Regions from separate parts of the Homo sapiens genome. Here region 1 is linked to region 2. The links are chromatin loops, found by intact Hi-C in ENCODE. Cell type or tissue: endothelial cell of umbilical vein. All regions are shown on one strand. Links, peaks and the distances in the headings refer to the core of each region. The heading gives the core; the rest is flanking DNA.

Region 1 (8,969 bases), core at 2,677-5,176, 300 kb before region 2:
GTGAACCCGGGAGGCGGAACTTGCAGTGAGCCGAGATGGCGCCACTGCCTCCAGCACTCCACCCTGAGCGACAGAGCGAGACTCTGTCTCACAAAAAAAAAAAAAAAAAAAAAAAAAAGAAATGGAAATTGGTTGTGTATTCAAAACTAAAGGAGTTCTAAATATCTATGGGGGAACAGCTACTCTGAGTATCAAATGTGCTATGCACCCGTGCCAATAGAAGTCATGTGCATATATCTGAGGGCAGAAGTCAGCTCTTGAGGCTTCGTTTAGTTACCTCTTTGTCAGGATTTCCAAATTTTCAGGCTTCTTTTGTTAGATCCAGCACCGGTTTTCTTTGCTTTTTGATGAACTTTTGACCTATATTGCATTTCCAACCTCCAGTCTTTTAGTGGAAGGCCATTAGTGACTGGTTAAACACAGTGTACACACACACACACGTGCACGTTCATATATTACATTTCCAGACCAATTGAATTACAGAAGGAACCAATTTGAAAAGTTATTGAATTAAAACCCTAGAAGACAGAGATGGATTTTATTGTTAGTGGTTGGCATGACAACTTGATATGCTAGAGAGTAGTATGTGCTGAGTTCACATCGTTGGAGACTCTGACAAGTTCAAGGCCAAGGCTTTGCTTCTAAATCTTGTTGCCAAGGTAATGCAGCATAAGGCCAGAGTCCACTGAAATGAATACCTCTGACAGCTCATGCCAGCAGGAGCTATCTGATTAAAAGGGATCTTTTTTTTTTTTTTAAAGAAGAAGAAGAAGAAAAGAAAAAGAAAGAAACAGTACTTTAACAAGAGCAGGAGGAGAATGCAAAGGTGGGATATTGAAATATGGGCAACAGAAAGTCTGAAAGGGAAGCAGCCAGTGGATGCCAAGAAGAAACTAAATAATGGGGTCTGTTTTATTAGCAAAAAGTTGGTGATGTGTGAAGGTCTGCAGGCAGGGATTCCAGCCTGCTGGGCCATCTTGCATGCAAAATGATACTGCCCCAATTTGGTTCCCTGGCTCAAGTTCAGCAGAATGATTTCACTTGATTGGTGGCCACCCTCCTCCCAATGGCAGACTTTAACAGATTTTCTTCTCTGATAATACATTCAGGAAAATGGTTTCTGAGGGACTTCATAGGTTACAGATATTTCCCAAGATGAGAAGGGAATCCACAAAAATCTCAACTCAAGAGTAGAGGCCACCAAAATGCCACTGCCTTCAGCCACTAGAATGGCCTTTTTGATATTCGTGTGATTCATGCCCCGGTGATTTATGAGTCAGTAATTTATAAGATAATATTCTTAGATTCGTGATCTTATGAGATCCTCATTTTCCTAGATTTATGTACTAATTTATCTTGGATTTGATCATGATGAAGCTGTGGTCCTTAAGCTCCAAGAATGGGGAAGAACAAGTCTTTAAGCACATGATCTTATTTCCCATAGGGATTTGACCCAAGCACTGTATGAGCCATCTCTCCTTTACACTTCCAGGGATTTAATGGAGATAATCAGTAAATGGGGATACGTGGCTAAGAAGGTAAAAGGTGGAATCTGAAAGGAATTCAGAATCCCAGGTCAGCAGTTCTAAAGTTCCTACATATTCAGATCAGAGTACTATTTCATAAGCAAATGAGGGAGTAAAAATTTACTTTGCTTATCCTACCCTATACAAATAGCTTATACTGTATAAGCCATAGTGGAAAGTACTAATATAGTAGCCCCTGGAATTACTGACAAAAATCCAACTCCTGCCTCACCAAATGATTTGCTGAATGACATTGGGGCAAAGTATTTAACATGTTTTGTCTCTGTTTCTTACATTTTAAAACAAGGTAGATTATCCCAGCTTTCACCTGTAATGGTTGTTCTCTACCTGGAATGTACAGCCAAATCATGGAGAGAGCTTTTTAGAAAATCAGATTCCCTAGGCCCCACCCCAATCTCTACTGAGTCAAAATTTGTCCTTTCCAAAAGCTCTACACATGATTCTGATTTGCATCTTTAAGAAGCACCAAATATTATGGATAACTTATAAAGATGAGCAAGCTGATATATGTGAGTTGTCATAAGCTCCTTAATCAAAGAAAAGGGGTACTGCTAAGTTCAGCTTACATATTTGTTCAGCTTATATTTTTAATATAAAAAATTTCCTAAATTCCAAAGAAATTTGGAATGTAGGAAACTTGGCATACATAAAGTGGCTACATTTCCGTCTACCATTTGAAGTATTTAGAGTTGTCCAAGCTTTAAATGAAAAGCTCTTTGAAGTATCTTTCTTTGTTCATGGTTTGCAATATTCCCTTCAATCTTTATTGATCTGGACAGAATAATAATGATGTTTATCTAATGCTTACTGGCACTCACTCTGAGTGCTTTTTAAGTGTTAGCTCATTTGATCCTACTTCCTCTTACACACATGCTGTGAAGAGATTAAGTAACCTGTCTAAAGCCTCATGGGTAATAAGAGGTGTAGGTGGGCTTTGAACCCAGGAACCCCACTCTAGAGCCCCACTGTTAATCACTGTGTTACTCAACGACGTGATGGGTCAGATGTTTCCAATGAATTAATTTTTCAACTATTTCAAGTGAAAACAAAAGTCTAGATGGTATATGAATTTTTCCAGGCCTCAGATCATCATATTTTAAAGTGTGAGCCTTAGACCTCCTGCATCAGAATCACCAGAGGTGCTTTTCTAAAATGCAATTTCCAGGAACTGCTCCCAGGCTTATTACACTAGAATCTCAGAGTGCAAGTGAAGACTGGGAACTGACATTTAGAAAATACACTCCTTAGGTGATTCCTGAACCCAGTGAAGTTTAAGAACCACTGGCCTGTATCAACATTTGTAGGTCACCATCATAGGGAATGAGGGTAGGTAGAACATCTTGGGAGCTGCGGGAACCAAAGTTGTTTTCCAGAATCAGATATTGGGCACTGCCTGGGGCAGAACATTCAGTCAAGTGGCTAATAAATCTGTACAAAGCACAGCTTCTGCCCAGGAACCGTGGTTGTTGTCCTTCACTGAGGAGAGCCAGCAAACTGACAGTATGAATTTGCCTTCAGGGCCCAGATCTCATTTCTCCTCAAGGGGCTTGTGCTTGTTGGTGGCAGCTAGCACTGGCCCGGAACTTTGATGTTTTCCTTTTCAGTATCCAAATGCTACAGAGACTGTGTCACTGCATACGCCGTCTCTGGTATAATGGCAGAGGCGGGGAGCAGACTGTTTGGAATGCAGTCTGGCCCCATTGGGACTTTGAACTGGGCTGGAACTTGCAGAGTCTAAGAGTTTAATCGTGGCATCTTTTTCAGATAGGCAAAGAAAAGGAAACCAACCCAGAGGGGTTGGTGTTCAGTACTCTGGAAGAAATCCATGATAATTTTTTAAGGAATTGAAAGTTTTTATGAGGCTTACTGAGGTATCATTCATATACAGTTAATTTTACCCTTTTCCAGTGCACAATTCAATGAGTTTTGGAAAGCAGCTATACTCATTGTCATACCACCATTGCCAGTTCGATAAGTTTTGACTAATGTATGTAGTCAAGTCACCAACATCAAGTAAGATAAAGAACATTTCCATCTCCCCGAAAAGTTCCCTAATACCCATTTGCAACCAATCCCACCATATTTCCCCAGCCCTGTGGCTGCTGCTGATCTGGTATCTGTCTGATTCCAGAATGTCACATAAGTAGAACCTTATAATTCACAGCCTCTTGTTGCTGCGTGTCAGTAGTTCTTTCCTTTTTATTACTAAGTAGTATTCTATTGTATGGATGTGCCACAATTTGTTTATTGATTCCCCAGCCGGGCATTTGGGTTATTTTCACTTTTTGGCAGGAATTGACATTTAAATGAGCTCAAATTCAGCAAGCATTTATCGAGCATGCACAGAAACAGACTGGAAAATGAGATAGTTCATGTTTACAGTTTCTAATAAAAATTATAATCACACTGGAGATTCAAACTAACACCTAAAGAAGAAAGAAGTCTATTTGTGACCCTAGAAACAAACATGGAGGAAAAGGACTCCATTCAATAGCATTGGTCTAATGATTAGGAGAGAATCTCATGCCCTTGGAAAGCCCTAAAATGACACTACCATGCTGAGACACATGAGGGCGCTGTAACCAACCAGCATTGCCAAACACTTCATTCTTACAAAAGTTGTTTGTTTTTTTAATTTATTGGAATGCTTTGTTGAAAACTCTAGTGAATTCTCACTCCTACCCTTGGTCTCCTTGGCCACTCTTGAATGATAGAAAAAAACATAGGCATCGAGTGGATCTGTCTTTGACTAGTCATCAGGGGATTACTGTACCCGACCACAGCTGTACGGTGAGGCTCCCGTCGGCTTTCCTACTTAAACTCACAAGGAAAGGCTCCCAAAGGAACTCTAGATTAGAATACCTCATGATCACAAAGAAAATTGGGATTGACCCTAAAGTTTCATTTTTATTGTTGTTGTTTTCAGGCCTTCCCTGAATATAACACACAAATATTCAAACATAATTGCTGGACAACATTTTAGAAAGACTTGTAAGGTACTTCTTTCACATCTCAGCAATTTGGCTAGTTGAAAGTTGTTCGTTCTTCAATGAGAACACATGGACACAGGGAGGGGAACAACACACATTGGGGCCTGTAGAGGGAGAGCATCAGGATAAATAGCTAACACATGCAGGGCTTAATGCCTAGGTGATGGGTTGATAGGTGCAGCAAACCACCATGGCACACGTTTACCTATGTAACAAACCTGCACGTACTGTACATGTATCCTGGAACTTAAAATAAAATATAATAAATTTTTTTTAAAAAAAGAAAGTGGTTCGTTCTTGTCAAAGCAACCACTACAATCAGTTCAGAGGAAAGCTATCTTTACAGCAAAGCAGCCAGGAGAACTTAGGGTTACTGGGTTTGGCTTCTGAATGGCTGTTCAAAACAAAAACTGAAAAGAAAAAAAAAACCCTCTGGATACATTTAAAATTTTTTGAAAATCAATGACTCATTTGTTACAGAGTAAGCAAGTACAAAATAAAAGACACTTCATAAAAATTGCATTAGAATGTTCTGGTGGGATTCTAAATGAATTTAGCTGTGGGATGGTATATGATTTTTGTGCAAGATCCAGCAAGGCTTAGGGATTCCTCTCTTAGAGAAAGGGTTTGATTCCGTTATTTGAAAGGATGTCTCTCCAAGCCCTTTCTATAATTAATAAAATGCTCACTTGAAGAAAGATTTACTCAGTCAAACCTATCCAACCTAAAATATGACTAATTGTTTCGAGCAGAAAATTATCTCTGGCTGTCATATCCAAATTATATAACAACATGGCCTTAAAATTGGGTGGAAAATAGTGAAGAGCTGATTCTAAAGGCAGAATGTGGCTCTGGTCTGGATTTTTTAAGCAGTTTCACCCAATCTCTCACCCAGAGGGACCAACCTGATGTTTTCTTTCTTCCTATTTGAGTAAAACTCTGAACCACTCGATCAAACCTGGGCCCTTCACACAATCCCACTGTGGCCCTTTCAATTATCCCCTTCAAAAGGCATTTTCCCATTCTCTCCTGATCTTACTCCTTGCGTCCAAAGCTCACTGGCTCTGTGAGTGTGCTGGTAAAAGCATGGACCAATGAGTTGTTGCTGGCTACGTGATCTTGACCTGGCTACGTTACTTAACCTCTCTAAGCCTCAGTTACCTCCACTGTAAAATAGAGATTATAATAATATCTACTTCAGGTCCCCGTAATAGTATCTATCTGAAGTTGTTGAGAAGAATAAATAAGATCATGCATATAAAGTAATATAATCCAGCATCTGACACACAGTAAGCCTTCAATAGAGATTGACATTATTATCATCATCCACAACATTATTATTATTATTATTAATTTCCAGTATGGTCCCTCTCTCTATGATCTGATCTCCCCATCCTGGTAATCCATCCTCAGAGCTCCCTGGAAAGAACCCTCCTAGTCAAAAAAGCCCTTAACCACTCCTATCTCTGCATCTCCCCTGAGGGTTGTCCTCCCCTCCCACCAGGGTTCACAAACAAAATGTAGTCAATGCTAAAAATCTTGTCCCATCACATATTAAGTTGTGCTAAGACTACCAGGAATGGCCATCACTTTAGGTAACCATCAATTCGTGTGGCTTTACCTTAAAGGTGGCACACACTTCATCCTATTATAAATCTCTGCACTATTCATGTTTCTCTCCCATAGGGGAGAAACATCACTTCAGTAGCATATTCTGCCCATCAACAATCTTCTTCTTATAAATGAGATTCAGAAAGAGCACAATGTGAGTGGACAGGTGTTCTGTTTAAGGAGGGGAAATGCTATTTTACATCATTTCAATTATGTGCCCAGCAAGCCACAGAGTCAAGGCACAAGTTGACAATTATAGCTCCAAGTTTTGCAAGAGAAATGGAACAGAGGAAAAGGAAATCCAAAGAGACTATCATCCCAGTTTTTCGAAACTGTCTCTGGTGATAATGTCCTGCGAAAGATGAATGAGGAGAAACAAAGTGCCTCAAAGTAGATTTGTTAATATTTCCTTTGAATAATGGGGGAGAGGTGTCCTACAGACAATTCAGAATAACTTAGAGACAAGTTGTATTTTAAATCAGTTTTCTTGATTAGCTTCTGTGGTGTTTAGGAGTGTGGATTCTGGATCTGTCTGGTTAGTTTGATATTCTGCCTCTTCCCTTTAGCCTCCTTAAGCCTCAGTTTCTCCATATGTAAAATGGGGATGACAGCATTCTCTGCATTGTCTACTCCAGTGTTGTCATTAGAATTAAATAAGATAGTCCATTTATACCACAAGCACAGCACCTGGAAAGGGAAAGGGGATGGGAGATGAAGCAGAAGAAAATAATATAGTAAAATTAGGCCAGTTCCGGTGTAAAATTAGGCCAGGTCAGCACTTTGGGAGGCCAAGGTGGGTGGATCACAAGGTCAGGAGTTGGAGACTAGCCTGGCCAACAGGGTGAAACCCCATCTCTACTAAAAATACAAAAATTAGCTGGGCATGGTGGCGCACACACGTAATCCCATCTACTCAGGAAGCTGAGGCAGGAGAATTGCTTGAACCCAGGAGGTTGCAGTGAGCTGAGATTTTGCCATTGCACTCCAGCCTGGACGACATAGTGAGACTCTGTTCCCCCCGCAAAAGAAAAAGAAAATAATATAGTAAAATTAAACAGAGAGAGGCCTTATCCAGACTAATGATGAAAGGGTGCATGAACCCACAAGTATGATTTACTCAACCCCATGCTCCTGAGGTCAAAGAAAAGCAATAAGGAGAAGGAGCTTTAACACATGGACTTTGCCATTGTGTTTGTCCGTTAGCACATCTTGGCTTATTTCCTCCTTCTCCACTATGTCTGATGTGGTGAGTTTGCTCAGTAGCCAAGTTCTAGAGAAAATGAGTAATAAACAAAAAGGAGCCAAAACAATTATATACCCATAGAAGTAAACCCACATACTAATGAGACTTTAGAGGCTCTTCAGATCAATCGTCTGAGACTGCAGAGGTTGAGTGGCCTGTCAAAGTCATGTGGCTAAGGAGTAGCCAAGTCAGGACCAGGCTCTAAAGGTGTCCTAGGGTCCCCCTCAGTACATCAGGCAGCAGGAGGAATGGAGATAATAATAATAATGTTACCTTATATCATATTTTACGTCCAATGCAACACGAAAGAGAAACTTCTATACAAGTATCTTTTAAAGTTCAACTCACAATAGGCTTTACACTTTAAATGGGTCACTCTTCATCACCATGGTGATTCTTCCAAGTTTTCCTGGAATTATCAGCTGTTTTCTAATAAGGACACTCCCCAGAACTTGCAACTGCACCAAGCAGATAAATATTTCCCAGTAGAAAATACTTAGCTCCTCGCTCAGCTTAGTCAGCAATTGCTTTTTCTTCTCCACTTCCCAGGAAAACAGCCTGAAGCATGCTCCTACATTTGCTTTAGATATCACAGAGTTCTTTAAAAGTCTCTTGATTCTACTGAGGACAAGCTTGCTTCCTTGGGTTTTATGTGATTTATATATTGAGAAACAGCCACCTTCTTGCTTTCTATCTTTCTAACTGAGCAATGAGTAGATCACAATTTAAAAACATATGGCAGCTCTTCAAAAAATTAAAAAAGAATTACCATATGATTCAGCAATCCCGTTTTTGGGTATTTATCCAAAAGAATTGAAAGCAGGATCTTGAAGATATATTTGTACAGCCATGTTCGTAGCAGCATTATTCACAACCGCCAAAAGGTAGAAGCAACCCAAATGTCCTTTGACAGATGAAAGGATAAACAAAATGTGCATATTATTCAGCCTGAAAAAGAAAGGGAATTCTGACACATGTTATAACATGGATGAACCTTGAGGACATTAAGCTAAGTAAAATAAGCCATTCACAAAAAGAGAGAAATATTGTATTATTACACTTATATGAGATAGCTAGACAAGCCAAATTCACAGAAATAGAAAGTGCAATGGTTGTTGCCAGGGGCTGGAGGGAGAGGGAAATGGCAAGTTGGTGTTTAAGGAGAATAGAATTTTAGGTTTGCAAGATAATAAAGCTCTGGAGATTGGTTGCACAACAATGTGAATATCCTTAGTAATACTGAACTATACACTTAAAAATGGTTAAGACGATCAATTTTATGTTGTCTATTTTATCACAGTTAAACATTTTTAAATTTTTTTTAAATAAGAGGGAGAGAGAAAGAGAGATGGGGAGGCAGGATAGAATGCATCCTGTACAGTTTGTATTAAATAGTCTCATTGTTTTAAACAATTCTGTTCTATTTTATTTTATTTTATTTTATTTTATTTTATTTTATTTTATTTTATTTTATTTCAATTCAGGGTCTTACTCTGTTACCCAGGCTAGAGTGCGATGGCGCAATCTCGGCTCACTGCAGCCTCAATCTTTCAGGCTCAGGCAATCCTCCCGCCTTAG
Region 2 (8,969 bases), core at 4,114-6,613:
AACCCACTTTAAAATCTCATTTTAAAACAGAACTCAAAGTGTCTTTGAAAATAAAAGTACTTTGGGAACTCTTCATTGTGTAACCCCATCCCTCTCAGCAAGGGGACTCCAGTTTTCTCACAGGGCACTTCCTGCTGCAGTACCTAATTCTAACTTTGTTTTACTATAACTCATGCTAAAATAGGAAAGGTTTCAGCTTTACAGTTTTTATTAGCTGTTCATGTGTTTTTAAAAAGTATGTGTTAAATAAAAATAAAGTAAATGTCCACCAAGGAGCTAAATTTTTAAAAATCAGTTTCCATTAAGTCTAGTTCTATAAATGTTTCAGTACCAGGTTTTTTCTACTTGCTGTTTGTCTAATGTTCATCATAATATTCAGAAGAGCAGCCTTAACTTTCCCCAACCTTCTTTCCCTTCTTTTACTAGAGGTGCAGGACCATGCCTTTCATGAATCGTTATTCTCTATGTCAGCTCTTCTCTCCCTTGGAGACTTGAAAAACATCATCATATGATACTTGCAGTTTTTTTCCTCAGTGAATAAGGATTTTTTTTTTTTTTTTTTTTTTGGTGGAGTCTCACACTGTCACCCAGGCTGGAGTGCACTGGCGCGATCTCTGCTCACTGCAACCTCTGCCTCCTGGGTTCAAGCGATTCTCCTGCCTCAGCCGACAGAGTAGCTGGGATTACAGGCACGGACCACCATGCCTGGCTAATTTTTGTATTTTTAGTAGACACAGGGTTTCACCATGTTGGCCAGACTGGTCTCGAACTCCTGACCTCAGAAGATCCACCCACCTCGGCCTCCCAAAGTGCTGGGATTACAGGCATGAGCTACCGCACCCAGCCTGTGAATAAGGATTTTCAAATCAAACCAAGCTTTTTTCTTCTATTGCTTGTCCTTTTTCCTTCCCCCAAAGTCTTACAGCACCCATGATTTGGCAGCCTCATACAGGAGGCTCTTGAGCTACCAGTCACATGAGAATGAAGGCAAGAAAAGAAGGGACCAGATGGCATCAAAAGATATGCCTTTCTAGGTCACTGGTGGTTAAGCTTGCAATCTGGTTACCAACAGGGAGACTTATGGGGGAAAGGGTGGAGAGCAGCATCATTGAAAAGGAAGAATAATTTTGCCATACAATTGCTGTTCTAAGAATTTGCAGGAGAGAAAAAAAACTTAGACACTGAGGAGAATCGATTTTTCTGATTTAACTCTTTCCAGTTTACAGTTACAGGGCATCCATTGCTCTTGGAAGGGTACATTTACCTAAGTGGCAGCTAAGGACATGTGGTAACTGTGTGCATTATTTGGATGGGACTCTCCCTCTTGGTCAGCTGCTGTTCTTCAACTGCCATTAACCATTTGTTATTCTACTCTCCAAATGCCTGTTTCATTTAAATACAAAAACTTAAGGAAATGACATGTATCTTCCACAGGTACACCTCTGTCCACAAGAGCAGAGGAAATAATTCACTGTTCATCTTTCATATTAATACCGATTTTGGAGGACTGTATTTACAAAATATGAAGAATGGCATCACTGGCCTTTGTGAGATATCTCAGGGTATATTTTCTTGGTGTAAGCTGTATCTCAGAGCAGATGAATAATTATTTGACAATAAAATGTTCAGTAGTGGCTAAAAAAAATATCTTTTAGAGCATTCTGCCTTCCCTGTTCATTTAGGCATTTTTCAAACTTTGGTCTGGGTACCTCCTGATTTGTCGGTGCATTGCAGATCCTCAGACAGCTGAAACTAGCTGATTATTTCCATATAGAATTCCAGCTCAGTTGTTTTCCCTTGAAGGAGAGAAAATAAGGCATTTTAAATTTTATGTTTAAACTTGGTCCCAGTCTATAAATTTAGGTCCTTTACTTTTTAAATTACCTAGAAAATCCTCGCTTTTTCATACACAAATTCTATATTATTCAAGTCCAAAGTCAAATTTGAACCTCTTTTACAGGTCTACCTCCTCCAATTACAATCTCTCCATTTATTCAGATTTTTTCAATTTTATGTTTAAACTTGGTCCCAATCCATAAATTTAGGTCCTTTACTTTTAAAATTACCTAGCAAATCCTCACTTTTTCATAGACAAATTCAATATTCTTTAAGTCCAAAGTCAGATTTCAACCTCTTTTACAAGTCTCCCTCCTCTGATTACAATCTCTCGATTTATTCAGATTCTGTTGTCCTTGATATCTGTATGACTCATTCAGTATGGACCAAATGAAACAAAGTAATATGTTTCTTTCTGTAGTCTTGAGTGTAAACTCTTAAAGTTAACATTTTTTTTTTACTTTTCCTTCTCAAGCAAGTGTCTGGAACAGTGCTGAGTATGTAAAATCCATGTAATAAATACATGGAATGATTAAAGAGAGAAAAAATTTTAATATGTTAGTTATTTTCATTCTAGGTTTTAGCAAGTATCACAAAACGGAAAATAGACTCACCTTTCTTTTCCTTGATGTGAAAGTTTATGGAATCATTTTGATTTTCCTTTCTTTCTTTTCTTTTCTTTTTTTTTTTTTTTCTTCCTGAGGCAGAGTTTCACTCTGTGGCTCAGGCAGAATGCAGTGGCGCCATCTTGGCTCACTGCAACCTCCACCTGCTGGGTTCAAGCGATTGTTGTGCCTCAGCCTCCCGAGTAGCTGGGATTACAGGCGTGCACCACCATGCGCAGCTAACTTTTATATTTTTAGTAGAGATGAGGTTTTACTGGGTTGGCCAGGCTGGTCTCGAACTCTTGGCCTCAGTCTGCCCACCTTGGCCTCCCAAAGTGCTGGGATTATAGGCATGAGCCACCATGCCCAGCCCATTTTAAGTTTCTTAAAAACTAAAAAATAAAAGATAATTCTTACATATACTGAAGTTTTGGAGTTAATTTGAACCAAATTGACAAGGTATTCTTGCGGTAATGTGCTTGTTAACTTTACTAGTTGCTTTGTTGAGTTTTTTAGAAGACTGAATTTAAAGCAGGATTGTCTATTAGTGTAGCTGCCAGTCTTTGTTTCCACGCTCCAGTCATATTATATGAGTGCAGTTGTTATCATATGCCATAATAATCTTAATGAAGAGTTTAAAGGCACTTTTTACTCTGGTGTTTTGTTGTTGTTGCTGTTTGTTTGCTTTTTTTGGTCTGCTGAGCAAGAGCACTGTGGTCACATGAGAATCCTCACCTAAGAAATTTTCCAGTTAAAAATGAAAATTTTGTTAAAGGTTCTATGCATTTGGGTAGTACAGCAGGGGAGGAAAGTGACTTTGAAGTTGTTAAATATCATTAAGGAGAATCCATTGATATACCTTTGATTTAGGGATTCCTTTATCCACACCAGTTACGTCAGGTTTCAGCCTGGACCCAATTATTAGACCTGAGGTACTGAACTCAATAAAGAAATTTGAAATGGAAATACTGTCAGACCTTTAACTATAGTTAGGTTAGTAGGTGCTAGAAGAATCTTAATTCATTAGCCAAACCTCTGACCTCACTACCCTTAATCATCCTTGCTTGTCATGACATAATTGGCTGCTTATTGCCTTCTCCTACCTCTCTTTTCAAATTGCTAGCCTTTGAGAATTTCACTTGACATTATTTCTTGTCTATTAAGACAGAGAAAGCGCATAGTTTGGTGTGTGAATTAGCAAAACCATTTTAGTCCTCTTTCAGAAGAGAATGGAGGGTGTGTGTTTTGTTCTTGATGCAGTTAAGACAGTTACCAAAAGTTCAATTATAGGTCTTTAAGGACTAGGGGTAAACTGTGAACGTATTTGTGGATTTTCTTTTCAGATATGCTGTTAACTGCTGAATTACCTTACCCCTTATGAAACACAGGACCAAAGATGTGGACTAGTATTGTTTTAGGATGAAGTTAAATACTCAGAACTCTCTCATCACCATGATCATAGTTCTTTTAGGGCACAGGGAAGGTAAATCCATGAGGTTCTCTGCTAGCATTTCTAGGAGAAATTTCCCTCAACTTTCCCACAGGAAGGATAGATTAGAGAATGCAATGACTTTCAGTAAGTAATTTTTGTCACCTGTTGTCCTTGTGGATTGGAGGCAGGTAGTGAGAGAGACGAGAGAGGAAGAGAAAAAAGAAATAAAAATTAAGCTAACGAGCTAGCACACTTAGATAGGAAGCAGGGGATTATTTTATGGGTTATTTCTGTGGCTAGAATTGACCACAGGGCATATATTTTGTCTAACCCTACCCTAGCTGGTCACAGAATTTTGCTGTTTCTGTTGTATTGGAGTATAAGAAATCAACATTTTTATAAGTGAAAAGTGGTTGAATATCAGAAATTTCATGTGGTTCAAACTAATATATAACAACATGTAACACACTGTAGGATGGCTACAGTTGTAGAGAGGTAGGGTGTGTGTGTGTGTGTGTGTGTGTGTGCCCACACACGTGCAAGCAAGTAAAAGGTGGGAGGGGGGAAATAGAAACTTGTGAGCATATTATATTCCCTTGGGGTACCATAGCTGAAAACCTCTCCTCTCGCCTGTGGTTTTAGTTATTCAAGATCAAATACAATTGTCCTGGTATGTTTTCACACTTCCATATTAATACAGTTGAGACAGTTTATGGGGTGAGTTAAAAAATAAACCATCTTGACAGAGATTACCATTGGGGATAATAATCTAAAGTGAGTGTTGTCTAAAGAGTACAACAGAAATAGCAGAGACTGAAATGCGGCCACCCCTACATTCTTTGACAGTGGAGAATTAGGGGTGTGACATCTATCCTATAGGCTGAATAAATGCAAATTATTGTTTATCTTAAAATAGGTTTTATGATATTTCTAGTGAAATAACCAGACTGTGCTGATTTGACTTTTTGTCTTTCTTAGACGAGCTCATCTGCGCCTTTGTTTAGAACGCTTAAAAGTTCTGATTCCACTAGGACCAGACTGCACCCGGCACACAACACTTGGTTTGCTCAACAAAGCCAAAGCACACATCAAGGTGAGAATTTTTACTTTCAGATTTGCACAATTCCCTCAGTTCTGGTTTAATTATTGGCACTGATTCCTATTCATATACATCAGCTAGTTCACCATGCCCTCCTTAATAACTGACCTCAAGAGAAGTCTTTCTAAAAACTTACCAGCTAATCTGATGGGAACAACATAACCTGATTAAACTAAATTGTTTTGACAGCGTGGCCATTTGAAGAACTGAGAACACTAGGAAAATAACAATTACCCTCTTCATACTCGGAAGGCAGTTGTGCCCTCTGGTGGAGATGACTTCATTTGGCTGTGTCCTTCCGTATTTTTCCATCAAATACCATACTAGAGGAAGTTTCTCCGTGGAGATTACTTTACAGACTTTTAGAAGTCCATCTTGTTCAAGTAACATAGCATTCATTACATACACACAAAAGTAAAGACAAAACTATTTTTTATTTTTAAAAATATGTATTTATATGCATTCTCATTTTGGAGGCTTTAAAATGTATTTATATATTTTTATACACACTCACACATGTATATTCATTCATGTTTTCTCTGCTAAAGGAGGAATCAGTTTTATTGTTTGTACTGGACTATACACAAATGTAAAAATCATTTCATCATTTCAGAAACTTGAAGAAGCTGAAAGAAAAAGCCAGCACCAGCTCGAGAATTTGGAACGAGAACAGAGATTTTTAAAGTGGCGACTGGAACAGCTGCAGGGTCCTCAGGAGATGGAACGAATACGAATGGACAGCATTGGATCAACTATTTCTTCAGATCGTTCTGATTCAGAGCGAGGTAGGCAGCTTGCCTCTTCTCTAATGAAATACTAAACATCTCTGTATCTGGATTTAGGGAAGGTATGTTGGGAGGCACTGTATTTGCTTTCTTTCTAGCCAACAGAGTAACATTGTAGGTTTTATGCAATCATAATATTGTCTACAGCAGTGCCAGTGTGGACTATAAAACTTTTTGTTTTTTCCTTGAAAAAAAATATATTTATATATTTATATTATAAATTATATAATGTCCCTCAATTTAGGTTTGTCTGATGTTTTCAAATGATTAGATTGAGGGTATACAGTTGGGGTAAGGAATATCACAGAAATGATGTTGTGCCCGGTGGCTCATGCCTGTAATCCCAGCACTCTGGGAGGCCAAGGCGGGCAGATCACAAGGTCAGGAGATCGAGGCCATCCTGGCTAACATGGTAAAATCCTGTCTCTACTAAAAATACAAAAAATTAGACGGGCGTGGTGGCAGGCGCCTGTAGTCCTAGCTACTCGGGAGGCTGAGGCAGGAGAATGGCGTGAACCCGGGAGGCGGAGCTTGCAGTGAGCCGAGATCATGCCACTGCGCTCCAGCCTGGGCAACAGAGTGAGGTTCCGTCTCAAAAAAAAAAAAAAGAAAAGAAATGATGTTGTGCCTTTCTCAATCCATTGTGTCAGGAAGATACACGATGTCGAAGTTTTTACTACTGGTGATGTGAATTTTTATATGTAGATTTTAAAGTACAACACCCTTTATTTCTCTTTCCATCTATCCTAGAATATTTATCTTTGACAGAGTTAAAGAACAGAAGTCAACCAAAAAAGAATGGTTTGAATTTTACTGATTGTTCTTCCCAAAGCTTCCACCACATCAGGCTTCATATCACATTAAAAGATCCCAGAGGTGAACACTGGTGATTTGAAGTCTTACATTTGGAGAAAGGAGCTCATGAGCTCTTTAGGATTCTAAAACATGAGACAAGTGACAGAGTTTTTTTGTTTGTTTGTTTTTAGGACTCTGATTTTGTTTTTTGTTTTTGACTTTTTTAAGTGGAAATTTTCAAACATACTTAGAATAGAATAATGAACTCCTGTATACCCACCATTCAGTTTGAATAGCTGTCAACTTGTTTCATCTGTTCTTCACTACGCTCACCCTCAATATTTTTTCTGGAATGCTTTAACTCAAATCCCAGATAACATCATTTTGCCCCTAAATACTTTAGTATGTATCTTGAATAAATAGGATTTTTAAAAATGTAATTATAATGCTATTATAATACCCCACAAAATTAATTCAGATAATCTTTTTTAATATCATCTAATACCCAGTCTGTGATACATTTTCTCCAGTTGTCTCAAAAATGGCATTTTACCATTGGTATGTTTAAATCAGGATCCAAAGGCCACATTGCATTTGTTTGATGTGCCTTTTAAGATATTAATCTATAATAATTTTTTCTCTTCCCCCTACACCGTTTTGGTAGAAACAAAAACTGATTTCTACATAACATCTCAAAAAGACTTCTTTGGCAGAGAAAACATGAAGGAATATATAGGTATAGATCTGTGTGTTGTATATATGTACATATTTTTTTAAACATCAAGAGACTGAGTCATTTTTCTTATAGAATTTCCTACATCCTAGATTTGGCTGGTTGAATCCTCATGGTGTCATTTAACATGTTATGTCCTTTATATTGACTGTAAACTGGTTGGTAGATGCAGAATACTTCATAGGTGGTGCTTTGTACTTCCTGTTATGTCAGTATTGTGTGTAGTTGTTGTTGCACTTTTAATATTAATCAATAGGTTCAGGTAAGGTCATTTTAATACATTTATATAAATGTATAGCCTTTAACTTAACAGTTTTAGCAATTATTGCCCTTATTTCATTGGGTGTCATAAAATAGTGATTTTCTAATTGTGTCATTCCTCTTGTATTTATAAACTGTTTTTCTCCTATAAACATTTTCTCATCAACTTTTCGGTTATCCTGAAATAAAGTTCATACAGGGAAGGTGGGATAAATGCTTGGTCTTGGTTTTTGCTTTATCAGTTTTCCAAACAGAGTTGGTAACCTAGCAGCTTCCAGAAGTAACAAGTTTTGGTTTTACTATTTTTTGATTATATCATGAACTCATGTTTTGCTGTACTGAATGTGTTCCAATCCATTGCAGTCATCCTTTTAAATTCTTTTGAATGCTCAAACTGTCCCAGATTTGCTGAGTAGGAGCCTTTTAAATAGTTTTTTCATCCTTTTTAACGCAACCTTTTTAACACAACCCTAGGAGTTCTTGTTTTTCTGTTTTGTTATTTTTCTATGTAAAAGTTTATTTTTGTGTGGCAGTTTTCAAGAAAAGTCTACCAGAGGCAGTAGCAAGAACCTGAAGTACATGCTACATTTATCAGTAACAGTGAAATATAGCAGAAATAACCCTGACCTTGGTGTCCCAGTCTTTCCTCTATTGCTAACTAGCGGAAACCTCTTCTTAGGTCTTTAGGTTTTAGCTGTCCTTCCTGTTACCTCCTCCTTGTACCCACCCCAACTACCTCCAAATTTCAGAGAGGAGGGTGTATTTTCATCACTATAGCTCTCATTTTTTTTTAGTGTTCCCAGTGTACCTTACTTTAGCGGTACCTTACCAAGTACCATCCTTATCCTGAGCTGGCAACCTCCTTTTTGTAGTGTTATGGGGGCTTTTAGTTAACATCTGTGGTACACTTGGCTAAAGCAGTTTCTCATTTTACTTTGTTTTTTTGGGTTTTTAAAAAATTTTTTTAAACATATTTTTAAATTTTATTAAAATAGAGATGGGCCTTGTTGCCCAAGTGGTCTCAAACTCCTGGGCTCAAGCAATCCTCCTGCCTTGGCTTCCCAAAGTGCTGGGATTATAGGTGTGAGCCACTGTGTTGGCCATCATTTTACTTTATTTTGACTGAGTTCAGCATGCTCTTTTGGATAGTGTGCCTTGTTATTATCTTCTAGTTGTAGGTTGGATGAGTGTTCAGTGGTGCTGGGAAACAATGGCTTCTGAAGCAATTCGGATATAGAGCCAATATATGAATTCACAGATTATTTGGACAGCTGCCTACATTTTAAAAACATCTCTAGAATCTCTAAAACTTTTGAAGCAACAAGCCCTTTTGAAAAGTATATTCCTGGAAATAGCTTCACCCTGTCCTTTTGGCCTCACAAGAATCCACTTTTTTTTTTTTTTTGAGAGAGAGTGTCTCGCT

The links. A loop is a pair of places that touch in the nucleus more often than their neighbours do. Peaks named below come from ENCODE experiments on the same cell type or tissue, not always from the same donor. Only the 100,000 strongest peaks of a DNase experiment are listed, where the experiment ranks them.
Region 1: it touches region 2 in a loop (7-fold over the local background); 4 of 110 quality-filtered maps call a loop at or near these places.

The regions. Positions count from the first base shown.
Region 1 is chr10:109,974,467-109,983,435 of GRCh38, forward strand. The region is part of intron 2 of ADD3-AS1 (ADD3 antisense RNA 1); the gene reads right to left. Among named protein-coding and RNA genes, the nearest start is that of ADD3, 29 kb to the right of the region's middle. In endothelial cell of umbilical vein, for the core only: a CTCF peak has its summit at 4,107 (motif pointing right); a DNase peak (open chromatin) is centred at 4,125.
Region 2 is chr10:110,274,329-110,283,297 of GRCh38, forward strand. It overlaps MXI1 (MAX interactor 1, dimerization protein), which reads left to right. Exons shown (of 6, transcript NM_130439.3): 4 at 4,852-4,966; 5 at 5,586-5,757. Among named protein-coding and RNA genes, the nearest start is that of SMNDC1, 26 kb to the right of the region's middle. In endothelial cell of umbilical vein, for the core only: a CTCF peak has its summit at 5,242 (motif pointing left); a DNase peak (open chromatin) is centred at 5,223; H3K27me3 peaks cover 21 bases.